2 separate regions of the Mus musculus genome follow, and region 1 is linked to region 2. Evidence: chromatin loops called from intact Hi-C (ENCODE). Cell type or tissue: left cerebral cortex. All regions are shown on one strand. Each heading gives the region's core, and the rest is flanking DNA. Links, peaks and the distances in the headings are about the cores only.

Region 1 (5,370 bases), core at 271-5,270, 440 kb before region 2:
GAAAAAGAAAGGATATGGGGGAAATGAGCCAGTTTAGAAATTGTTCTTTGGAGCAAAACATCCTTTCACCTATGTCTGCCTTCAAGAAAACGCTCCTTCTTGTGTTTGCCCCAGCAAAACACCGCCCGACACAGCTGACTCTCCAAAGGACCCTTAAGTTTCCACTTCAAGTCATCTACTCAGGGCAAAAGAAGTTAAGACCAAGGTACCCAGATACAACCCAATGGGTACCAAAGGACTCTCCTCCTCCTCCTCCTCCTCCTCCTCCTCCTCCTCCTCCTCCTCCTCCTCCTCCTCCTCCCCCTCCTCTTGATCAAGCTACAGGTTGACAGATGAAATAGGACTCTCTACAAAGCACTGAGTTGGAAGGCCTTGAACACCTATATGTGCAAGAGGTGGGTGTTATCAGCATGGTAAGGAAGTGACCAAGGAACTGCAGGAGAGGCAGTGACTGCCATGGGAGATGAAAATGAACGGTGTGGGTGGGAGAAGCGATCCATGCCCACCCATCCTCAGGGACTCTCCTGGAGTCCATAGTTAGCAAAAGCCTACACACGGCATTTCCTGTATTCTAGACCCAATTCTGGAAGATGTAAAGGAAGTAGGGACCCACCTTCCAAGTCCAAGCTGGGCTGCTAATGTCTCTCCAAAACCCAGCATTCATCCACTCGCAAGATCCGCACCATCCCCCAACCCTCAGGACAACAGCCTCAGCTCCTCTCTTCTGCTCTGACCAGCATCTACCCAGACCTAAACATCTACCCAAGCTTGCCACTGCGCGCAGTTCCTTGGTACAGATCTGCCCCCGTAGCTGAGGGATGAGGAATTTCTCAAGTAGCAGGCTTCCAACTACATCCTGAATACTTGAGTTTGATATCTTCTGCATGCACACGTGTGTTCAAGCAGGAAGTCCTGCGCTCACCAGCACACTGGCAGGACAGACACTAGGCTTCCTGAGAGCCATACCCCACCTCCTTCAGGACTCGCAACCCCAAAGCCCAGGAGCCCCTGCCATCTGCAGGAGGACAAGGTCCCACCAACACCCCTCCTCACCACTGCCCAGCATTGCAGGATCCACCCTGCACCAAGGTGACCTCGGTTCATACTCCAGGCAGCCTCTGGTGTCGGGGCTGCAGGTCCCACAGTGGGCGCAGTGCACTTGACTAGACAAGGATGCTTTAAGGACCTCACACCTGCAGTGTTAGCCCATCTAGTCTCACAGCTATCTTCCATGAGCTAGGACTCTGAGCTCAGCCACAAAGCCCACCTGGACAGGCCCTTTCCCTGTCACAGCTCCCTGTCTCCTCCTGGGGTAGAAAAGAAAGGGCAGAGGCGTACAGATCAGCGCTCAGGAGCCTCCTGCCTCTGCAGCACTCAGTACACACACACACACACACACACACACACACACACACAAGTGCATGCATGCATACATACATACATACATACATACATACCACACGTGCGTATGTGCACTTACACATACAGCTTCAGGGCCTACCATGCCTCTTGAGGAAAAAAAAAAAAAACAAACAGGAAGAAAGGCTCACAGACATGGGGACCCTCTCCTGGTGGGAGGGGTGAGGAGCCTTCTCTCTAGAAATGTCATCGGAGAAGGGTCCTCATGGTAAGACTATGACAGTAAGGTCCCTAAAAGCAGCCAGGCACCTCCCTCCCAGGGTCTGAGCTGGCTAAACCCTCACTACCACCATCCCCTTACAGGTGTGTGCTTAGCCTGCCAGAGACAGGGCCAACTGACACCTTGCTCTCTTGAATCTCAATGGCCAGTGCTCAGCTTGTGCTGAGGAGGCTGGGGAGAGGCAGGAAGGCCATGGATAAAGCCCAACCCAGAGTCAGCTCCTAAAAGGTGCAGGCCTGGCAATCTCCACAAATCGCTGTGATCTTCACCCATTCAGCCCCACCACACCCCAGATGTCATGAACGAACCCTGTTAGAGTGCAGCCTGTGAGGTGAGTGCCTATGCGCCTCCCCCCTTCTCCCTCTCTCTGTCTCTCTCTGTGTCTCTCTGTCTCTGTCTGTCTGTCTGTCTGTCTGTCTCTCTCGCTCGCTCTCTCTCTCTCTCTCTCTCTCTCTCACACACACACACACACACACACACACACACACACAGAGCGAGAGAGAGTCTAGAACCATCAGAGTTGGAACTGGAGCCTCAGGAAGTAACTCAAGGCAAGGGGATTTCCCTCTCAGAGTCTTGCTAAGCCTGCGTGAGATGAGCCTGTCTCATCGAGACGGTATAGGGCTCGGTAAGTTGTTCACAGGGCCCACTCCACTCCGTGGCTGTTCAACAAACATTCAGATGCCCTGCTCTCAAAAATGGCTGGTTGTAGAACTTTTTGGTGTCTATGACCTGAGAGAAATAAATTTCTGTGCCACACCACAGTCAGGTCTGCTCTAAATAGTGAGGGACACACACACGGCACTCATAGATGGTCACCCTCCCCAGTGAGCCACCAAAAGTCCTTGAGACCATGACTCTTCTAAAATACATACAGAGTTACACAGCTGGTGCCCAGTCTACTGAACTGGGAGGTTTTCCCTAGCCAAATAATAGGGGAAAAAATAAAAATATAACCACTTCACTTTGGGATTTCTCCTTGGCCAGCAAAGATAACTTGCCAAAGGGTTTTTTTTTTTTTTTTTTTTTTTTTTTTTTTTTTTAGTTTCCAGATTGGGGGAAGGAGGACTTCAGGATCAGGATCTGTTACCTGATGAAAAACTTGCAACTGACCATCCCATGCCAACACTTCCCCCAAACTGCAATGATAATAACCCACAAGGCTCTTCCCATCAAAGCCGGTGCAGACCCCCGTCTTCTGTTTGCTCAGACCCCTGCTCTCCAGCACAAAGTCTTTATTGCTCTCCCTGCAGGGGTGAAAATAAAGGGGGTTTTGTGCTCCTCCTGTCCCCCCTCCCTCTGCTGGCTGAGAGAGTTTATCTGACATTGCAGGAGTCTTTGTAAACTGAATGTCCCAGGATAAGCGGTCCCTTAAGAGTCCCTTGGCCTGGGACAGAGGGACCCTCTCCAGAGGAGAATGGGGAGCTTGTTCCAATGTGCTTTTAATAGGGGGGGCGGGGTGTCCCCAGGACAGGCCTCCAGCACGCTCACAGAAGGGTCTCTGTCCCAGGGCTACAATGGAGGGAATTCTTAAAGACAGGGATGTTGAAGGGAGGGGGGGTGAAGTTTTTCCTAAGGGGAGGGGAGGGAAGTTGGAGGGAAAAGGGGGAGGAATGGCAGTCCTTCTCATGGCCAGAACAATCCAGGCTGTAACAAGGCCTCTCTATGCCTCAGGAGCAACTGAATGAATGGCTGGGCCTTAGCAGCTCCACAGAGCAGAATTCTCCTGGCATCTGGGTCTCCTGTCAGCACAAGATCTGCGTCCCAAATCCAGGATGTGAGCTACCAGCACACCAGAGGAAAAAAAAAAAAAAGTCTTTCTTACAAGGAGGGGAACCTTGGTTACCTTGTCTTAAGCAGGCACCCTCCAAAAGCCACAAGAGTCCAAATACCCACCCAGGGAAAGGATGGACGCGGTACCCACTAAACCTTTAAATAAAAAGTGCTCCCGAGCGGTTGTTCTGTATTTTCACTCTATTGACGTGACTGTGCACAGGCCTAAGAAGTTAAGGGGTCTTCCTGGAGTGAGGTGTCCACTCGGATCAGCCCCAGCAATCCCCTGCCTTGTCCGTGGCCTGCAGGAAGCAGCTAAGGAAAGAGGAGACACCTTCAATGTCCACGCTAACCAAAGAGGCATAGATAGAGTCACCAGGTTCTGAGAAGATAAAGCGGCCCAAGGCTATGCTGTGATGTCACAGCAAAGGACGGGGCTGGGACCAGGGCTGACCAGGACTTTGTAGATAGAAACAAAACATGGAGGATAGAAGCCTGAGGATTCTGGGACCAGCCACATGGACCAGCATCCTATGTGGAAAATCAATGGGGCAGCTTTTGCAGTTGGATGCATCGGGCAGCAACAAAACCAGAGAACACATACCTATGGTTCCATGAAAGAGAGGAGCCAAGGCACATGAAACAGTCGTGGTGGTGGTGGTGGTGGTGGTGGTGGTGGTGGTGGTGGTAGTGGTACACATGGCTACAAGCCATCAAGAAGAGGAATTCTGGGTGCAAAAGAAAACTTTGCAAAAATAAAAAGCCAATCCTGGATGAGTTTATCCTGGTCCTTGGATGAAAATATAGGCCTCAAGTTCACTGTCATTGCTGAGACTCACTAACTTAATGGATAAAGAGGAGGCAGGAGATGTAGCAGAGGAAGGACCCAGGCAAGGTCCTGGGCTGGCACTAGCCATTGCAGACCCCCAACACTTATGAGCTAGAAGGTGCCACCTGGCTTCCTCCCCCCACACCTCCCTCTAGCCACTCAAGCCAACACATCCCCAGGCTGGCTATTCGTCCCACCTACCTTCCATACTGAAGTCCACACACTGCTTTTATACAAGTCACCTCACCAAAGCCCATGGAAACCACAGCCCAAATTCTACACTTCCTAGAGAAAAACCCCAGAGGGAATTGGGCCTTCTAGTTAGAAAATGAAAACTTTCTCCCCCCAATTAAATCCAGCAACATGAGAGCACAGATGTGCCCCTGTCCAAGCAGAGAGAACCACAGAGCTGACTTTTTCAAATCACAGAAGGTCTAAGGTCCGGGTGGTAGGGGCTGGGGAGACGGTTCAGATGGCTCCACTGGCTGCCCAAACCCGGTGATCAGAGTTTGATTCCAGGAACCCAGGTAGAAAGCCGGATGCTGTGGTGTTTCTCTGTAACCCCAACACTCATACAGTAAGACAGACACACAGACAGGAGAACGGGATGTGAGTTAACACAAGTGGTGTAGTGGTAGAAACGAGAAATTCTGCCTCAAAAGCAAGGTGCAAGGAGAGTTGTCCTCTGACCTTCATATGCATGCACACACACACACACACACACACACCTGCACACACTCATCTGCAGGAATACACACACACACACACACACCTATACACACAATCTACACACACACATATCTACATACTACCTGCACACTGTCCTCTGACCTTCATATGCACACACACAGGCACACATTTGCACACATCTGCACGCACACACATCTGCAGGCACACACAATCTACACACACATCTATACACATCTGCACACACACACATAGGAAAACCTAAATATTTTTTTTTAATCAGTAGAAGGAAGGATTTAAGTCCACCTACTACAGTGAACGATGCCTTCTTCAACCCCAAATCTTCCCTCAACCTCAAGGTCACGGGACTTCCATTCTCCACCCTCCCAGCCACGTCAATTAAAGAGTACAAAGGACCAGCTACATGATGGCAGGAAGTGGG
Region 2 (5,370 bases), core at 292-5,291:
TCAGGAACAGTGCTTATGAAACAATTAAGGCCAGCTAAGAGCTGGGCGTGGTGGTGCACGCCTTTGATCCCAGCACTCGGGAGGCAGAGGCAGGCGGAGTTTGAGGCCAGCCTGGTCTACAAATTGAGTTCCGGGACACCAGGACAGCCAGGGCTATACAGAGAAACAAAAAAAAAAAAAAAAAAAAAAAAAAAAGGCCAGCTAAAGGAGTATACAGGTGTGTGCGGGTGTGTGTGTGTGTGTGTGTGTGTGTGTGTGAAGGTTGGGAGCCCCACCCTTCCCAGGCTGGGACCGCTGTGTCACCACCTTCCTCAGCTGTACATGCATGAGGTGTCATACAGGTAATGTAATGCTTGGATATGCTAAATAGGCTGTTCATTATTCATTAGATATGCTAATTAAGCGGTTCCTCACACCACGGGTGATATCTCCCTATTTGTGTACAAGAGACAAGAAACAATTCAGCCCTCAGCCCCTTGGTTGACCACAGCTGTAGGATATGAAGAAATTCAAGGGCAGGTATGTGGATGGTGCTACCCACTCCAGGTTCACAGTAAGCATGACACTTAGCATCCCGCATGTAGACTTCAACTGTACTTTAAAATGCCCTTTCTTCTTCTGGCTCCATAAGCAAGGGTTGTTGAGTGGTCAGAATGGCTGACTGCCCTACCCATGGCTAGCTTACCTTACTGGGCTGTGTTAATCTCCGACTATGTCAATACCACCTGGCTCCCAAAACTACTTGCTATTGCTTAGAAAGATACGTTCGGTGGGATTTATGATAGGCAAATAAATCACCCAAAAGGAAAAGTGCAACCATAAACCAAGACTACAGGAACAGTTGTTGCAAAAAGAAGAGGGAGGAGGAGGAAGAGGAGGAGGAAGAGGAGGAGGAGGAGGAGGAGGAGGAGGAGGAGAAGGAGAAGGAGAAGGAGAAGGAGAAGGAGAAGGAGAAGGAGAAGGAGAAGGAGAAGGAGAAGGAGAAGGAGAAGGAGAAGGAGAAGGAGAAGGAGAAGGAGAAGGAGAAGGAGAAGGAGAAGAAGAAGAAGAAGAAGAAGAAGAAGAAGAAGAAGAAGAAGAAGAAGAAGAAGAAGACAACGACGACAATGACAAGTGCATTCAGAAAAATCCCAGACTGTTACCAAAGGCAAAGTTAGTTACCAGTTCAGCCTCGGGCTGGCTTCTTGGCAGCCATAACAAATAGAGAGCCACTACTTCCTGTTCTTTTTGATACAGATGGGGGGGGGGGATTGGAAGGAAGAGCTACAGATTCACCTTCACCATTGCCACAGTTGGAAATATTCGTCTTTGAAAAAAATGCCTTTTCCCCCCCCTCACATAGGAAATGGCTCTAAGAAACTCAGAATGGTAGCAATCATTTCGGGAAGACAGGTCCGAGTAAGGCTATAGTGCTCCTGTCCCCATAGCTTGAGAAATTGCCTCCAACAAGGCTTTGATCCTAAGAAGCCACCCATAACCCCAAGATGGAATGTCTAAGCTGTGTCTGGGGTTACTCAGCAACAGGATGGTCATTTGAAGGCAGAAAAAAAGAGGACTTTAATATCAGTGATACAGGGCTCGGAGGTGATCTCACAAGTTTGAAAACCTATGTTCAATCGCCTGAATCCACACAAAAAAGTCAAGTGCAAGTCATGGGCTTGTGATTCTAGCAACGGCGAGCTGGGAGGTAGAGAGCCATGGACCCTTGGAAGCTCATTGGACAACTAGCCTGTCCTACATGGTGAAGATCCAGGCCAATAAGACCCTGTCTCAAACAAAGAATAGATGTGCCTAGTGTTCAACACTCAAGGCTGACACACCACACCACACCACACCACACCACACCACACCCCCCCACACACACACATACCCTGCCAACACATAGTATGCATATACATGAACACACACAACCCATACACAAACACACAAGATTAATAAATCATCCAGATAAGCCATCAGATTTCGTGATATGAAAATTTATGTTTTACCTGCTAGTCTACCTATATTTATAATTTAATTAAATTTTAAAAAATATGTTACTTTATTTTATACATATGAATGTTTTGCTGGCATGCATGGCTGTGTACCATGTGCATGCCTGGTGCCTGTGGGAGCCAGAAAAGGGCATTGGATGTCCTGGTGTAGGAGTTACAGATAGTTGTAACCTTGTGAATACTAGGGTCCTCTATAAGAACAGCCAGTGATATTAACCACTGAGCCATCTCTCCAGCCTCTGAAGCATCTATTCTGAAGATGACTTGTTTTCTGGATTTCTTTTATCAAGAAGGAGGAGGAGGAGGAGGAGGAGGAGGAGGAGGAGGAGGAGGAGGAGGAGGAGGAGGAGGAGAAGGAGAAGGAGAAGGAGAAGAAGAAGAAGAAGAAGAAGAAGAAGAAGAAGAAGAAGAAGAAGAAGAAGAAGAAGAAGAAGAAGAAGAAGAAGAAGAAGAAGAAGAAGAAATCTTTTAATGTAAATGTTAACACAGTTTTAGTTCAAAAAGTTACTCTTAGCTCCAATCCAACATTATGAAGACAGATCCGATGGATAAAGGGGAAGTGGATACAATAAAAAATAATACATCAGGGCTGGAAGACTAGCTCAGCAGTTAAGAGCACTTGCTACTCTTGCAGAGTTTGGTTTGGTTCTAAGGACCCACGTCGGGCTGCTCATCAGAACCTGGGACTCCAACTCTATGGATCTGATGCCCTCTCCTGGCTTCTGTGAACACCTGCACTCAGACGCACACAAATGAACATAATTAAAAGTAAAATAAATCTTTTTTTAAAAAATGCCTCGGATTGACTTTGTGATCCCTGATGGTGCGTTTTACAGACTACTACTCGCCTCCCAATAGAAGGATTGGAGCTGAATAACCTTGGGCATGGAGATGAATTCTGTACAGGGTTCGTGTCTTAGTTTAGAACATGCACCAGATGTGACGAGGACAGTGGAGGTGAAATGGTAGGAAGAAGGGACTCCGTGGACCCCGCAGCAGGCAGGGGGACTCCGTAGACCCGAAGGCAGAGGGGACTCCGTGGACCAGTAGAGCCTGTTTACTTACACACATCTGACCTCCTCTGTGTGGCAGAGCACAAGCGCTGCCTGCAGACACTGTTGGCTCCAGCTTCCCAAATGTGAGGTGTGCAGCATGAACACTGGGGTAGGTGGATAGGCAATGGCGGCTGAGGTCTATGCCCCCTCCACAACCAGCTCCAAGGGTGACTGTCCAACCAAGGGAAGTCACAATGGGTGAGAGTCGAGCTTTTCTGCCTTGCTGTAGAAGTAAAGCCTGTGGATCCAGGCAGTTGCAGGGTGTGGCTGAAAAATCTGATTTCCGCTTCTGGTGTGTGTGTGTGTGTGTGTGTGTGTGTGTGTGTGTGTGTGTGTGTGTGTGCAGCCTCTCAGGGTAAGTGCCGACAGGCACAGCTCTTGAGCTTGTACGTAATGACTTGGAATCGGTCACTTGACTCAACCACATTTTTTGCCAGCTTCAAAATAATTAATTCCCCGGCAAATGTTCTATCAACGCAAATCTTTCTTTTAGAGTTTCTTTTCCCTCTGTGCACAAATTCCTGGGGACAATCCCATTGGCAGAGTCTCTTCATTTCTTGTTTTTTTTTTTTTCCTAGAAGCTCATGTAGGGACGAGGATGGCAGTCTTCTGTAGCTGCCATTACCAATTGGATTCGGCAACCACTGGGCTGAGAATACTGTCTCAAAGACAAAGACGGCCCCCCATAGCCATGCCAATACTACCCACCCCTTCCTGCACTCAGAGGGGTTGAACACCAGTGGGTGAGCCACTTGTTCTCCTAGAGACGTCTCGGGCTGTTCGCATCTGGACTACGCCTGAAAACAGGGCTAAATATTAACCAAGCCCTAGCCAAACCCACTGGAAAGCAGTATTGATTCTCCTAAGAGTATACTGTCATTTAAATGAAATGTGAGGGTTGGATCCCAGTCTGGTTCAGGGAGCACCTGCCTCCCGTAGGACAGAGCCCGGAAGCAGGAGGGAGCTGAAGGCACAGGGTCAGCTTCCAGTGCAGATACCGAGCTGACACATGGGTGGGGGGCAGGCTTCACTTTGAAACCACCCCCTCCCTGACACAGGTGGGGAGGGGAGGGACCGGACTTCTTTGCTGGGATACTGGTCTCCAGGAGGGAGAACTGCTCACTTCGACTGCTCCTGCCACCAGAACCGGAAGCAGAAAAGGAACGTCCTGGTTTACAGATACAACTGTCTGGCCTTTTCACAAGGCCTGTTAGGAGATGTGATACGAGGGGCTGGAGAGATGGTTCAGAGGTCAAGAGTACTTGCTGCTCTTCCGGAAGACCTGGCTTCCCAGCACTGTGGCTCAAACAATCTTTGACTTCAGATCCAGAGAATCTGATGCCCTCTTCTGGTCTCTGTGAGCCATAGACATGCGTGTGGTATGCAGACATATGTGCAAGTGACACATCAAACTAACATAAAAAGATAAGAAAGAAGAGAGAGACAGACAGAGACAGAGACAGAGACAGAGAAAGCAAGGGGAGAGGAGGTGATACGATACAGGGGTTACTCATGAAGGAATCAGAAGTGCCGTGCCACGGCCTGGTCCATCTGCTATACTGTGGCAGAGACCCCAGTTGCCTAAGCAATGGAGAAGGTCCCTTGGCAGTAGAAGCCACTGAAGAAGAAAGTAACATGGAGGTCAACAGAGAGCTCAGCCCAGGGGCAAGTACTTATTAGTATCAAAGACCTTGTCATTCTTACATGCAGCTCCTCACAAAGAAGATGCTGTAAAGGGCTGGGGCAGGGGCCCCTGAGGGCAGTAACTAGTGCCGCAGAAGCAAAATCCACCATTAACTGGCTGAGGTAACTGGCCATCAATCGCACCATGGACAGCAGGGCACTAGCCATGCCAAACATGGTCAGTGACCCCTGTGCCTTATAGGCTAGGATACCCTGTCCCCAGAGTTAAGTTCATTGCCAAGGAAGCTGATATTTTCCCCAAAGGTATACAGTTTCTTCTATAAGACAGCTTATAGAAGAAAGTGCTTAGTCGGGTTTAGAGCTCCAGAGGGTTTGAATCCATGATGGCAGGGTAAAGGCATGGAGGCAGGAACAGCTGAGAGCTCAAGCCACGAGCAGGGCGCAGAGAATGCATGGGGTTGGGGTTGGGCTTTTGGAACCTCGAAGCTCATCTCCAGTGACTCGCCTCTTCCAATGAGACCACACTGCCTAATCCCTCCAAACAGTTCCACCAACTGGGGACCAAGTATTCACACATATGAGCCTCTGTTTGTGTGTGTGTGTGTGTGTGTGTGTGTGTGTGTGTACACACGTGTCCTCACGGGTGTGCAATTCTCATTCAAACCACCACAGCAAGA

Evidence for each region. A loop is a pair of places that touch in the nucleus more often than their neighbours do. Peaks named below come from ENCODE experiments on the same cell type or tissue, not always from the same donor. Only the 100,000 strongest peaks of a DNase experiment are listed, where the experiment ranks them.
Region 1: a loop joins it to region 2, with 5 times the contacts of the local background. A loop is called at or near these places in 27 of 42 quality-filtered maps.

Annotation. Positions count from the first base shown.
Region 1 is chr11:113,185,409-113,190,778 of GRCm38, forward strand. The region is part of intron 1 of 2610035D17Rik (RIKEN cDNA 2610035D17 gene); the gene reads right to left. Among named protein-coding and RNA genes, the nearest start is that of 2610035D17Rik, 14 kb to the right of the region's middle. RefSeq lists an enhancer at 1-776. In left cerebral cortex, for the core only: no CTCF peak of the experiment used is centred there; a DNase peak (open chromatin) is centred at 3,024; H3K27ac peaks cover 593 bases.
Region 2 is chr11:113,628,143-113,633,512 of GRCm38, forward strand. It overlaps a transcript of Slc39a11 not described here. Among named protein-coding and RNA genes, the nearest start is that of Sstr2, 12 kb to the left of the region's middle. In left cerebral cortex, for the core only: a CTCF peak has its summit at 2,721 (motif pointing left); a DNase peak (open chromatin) is centred at 2,686.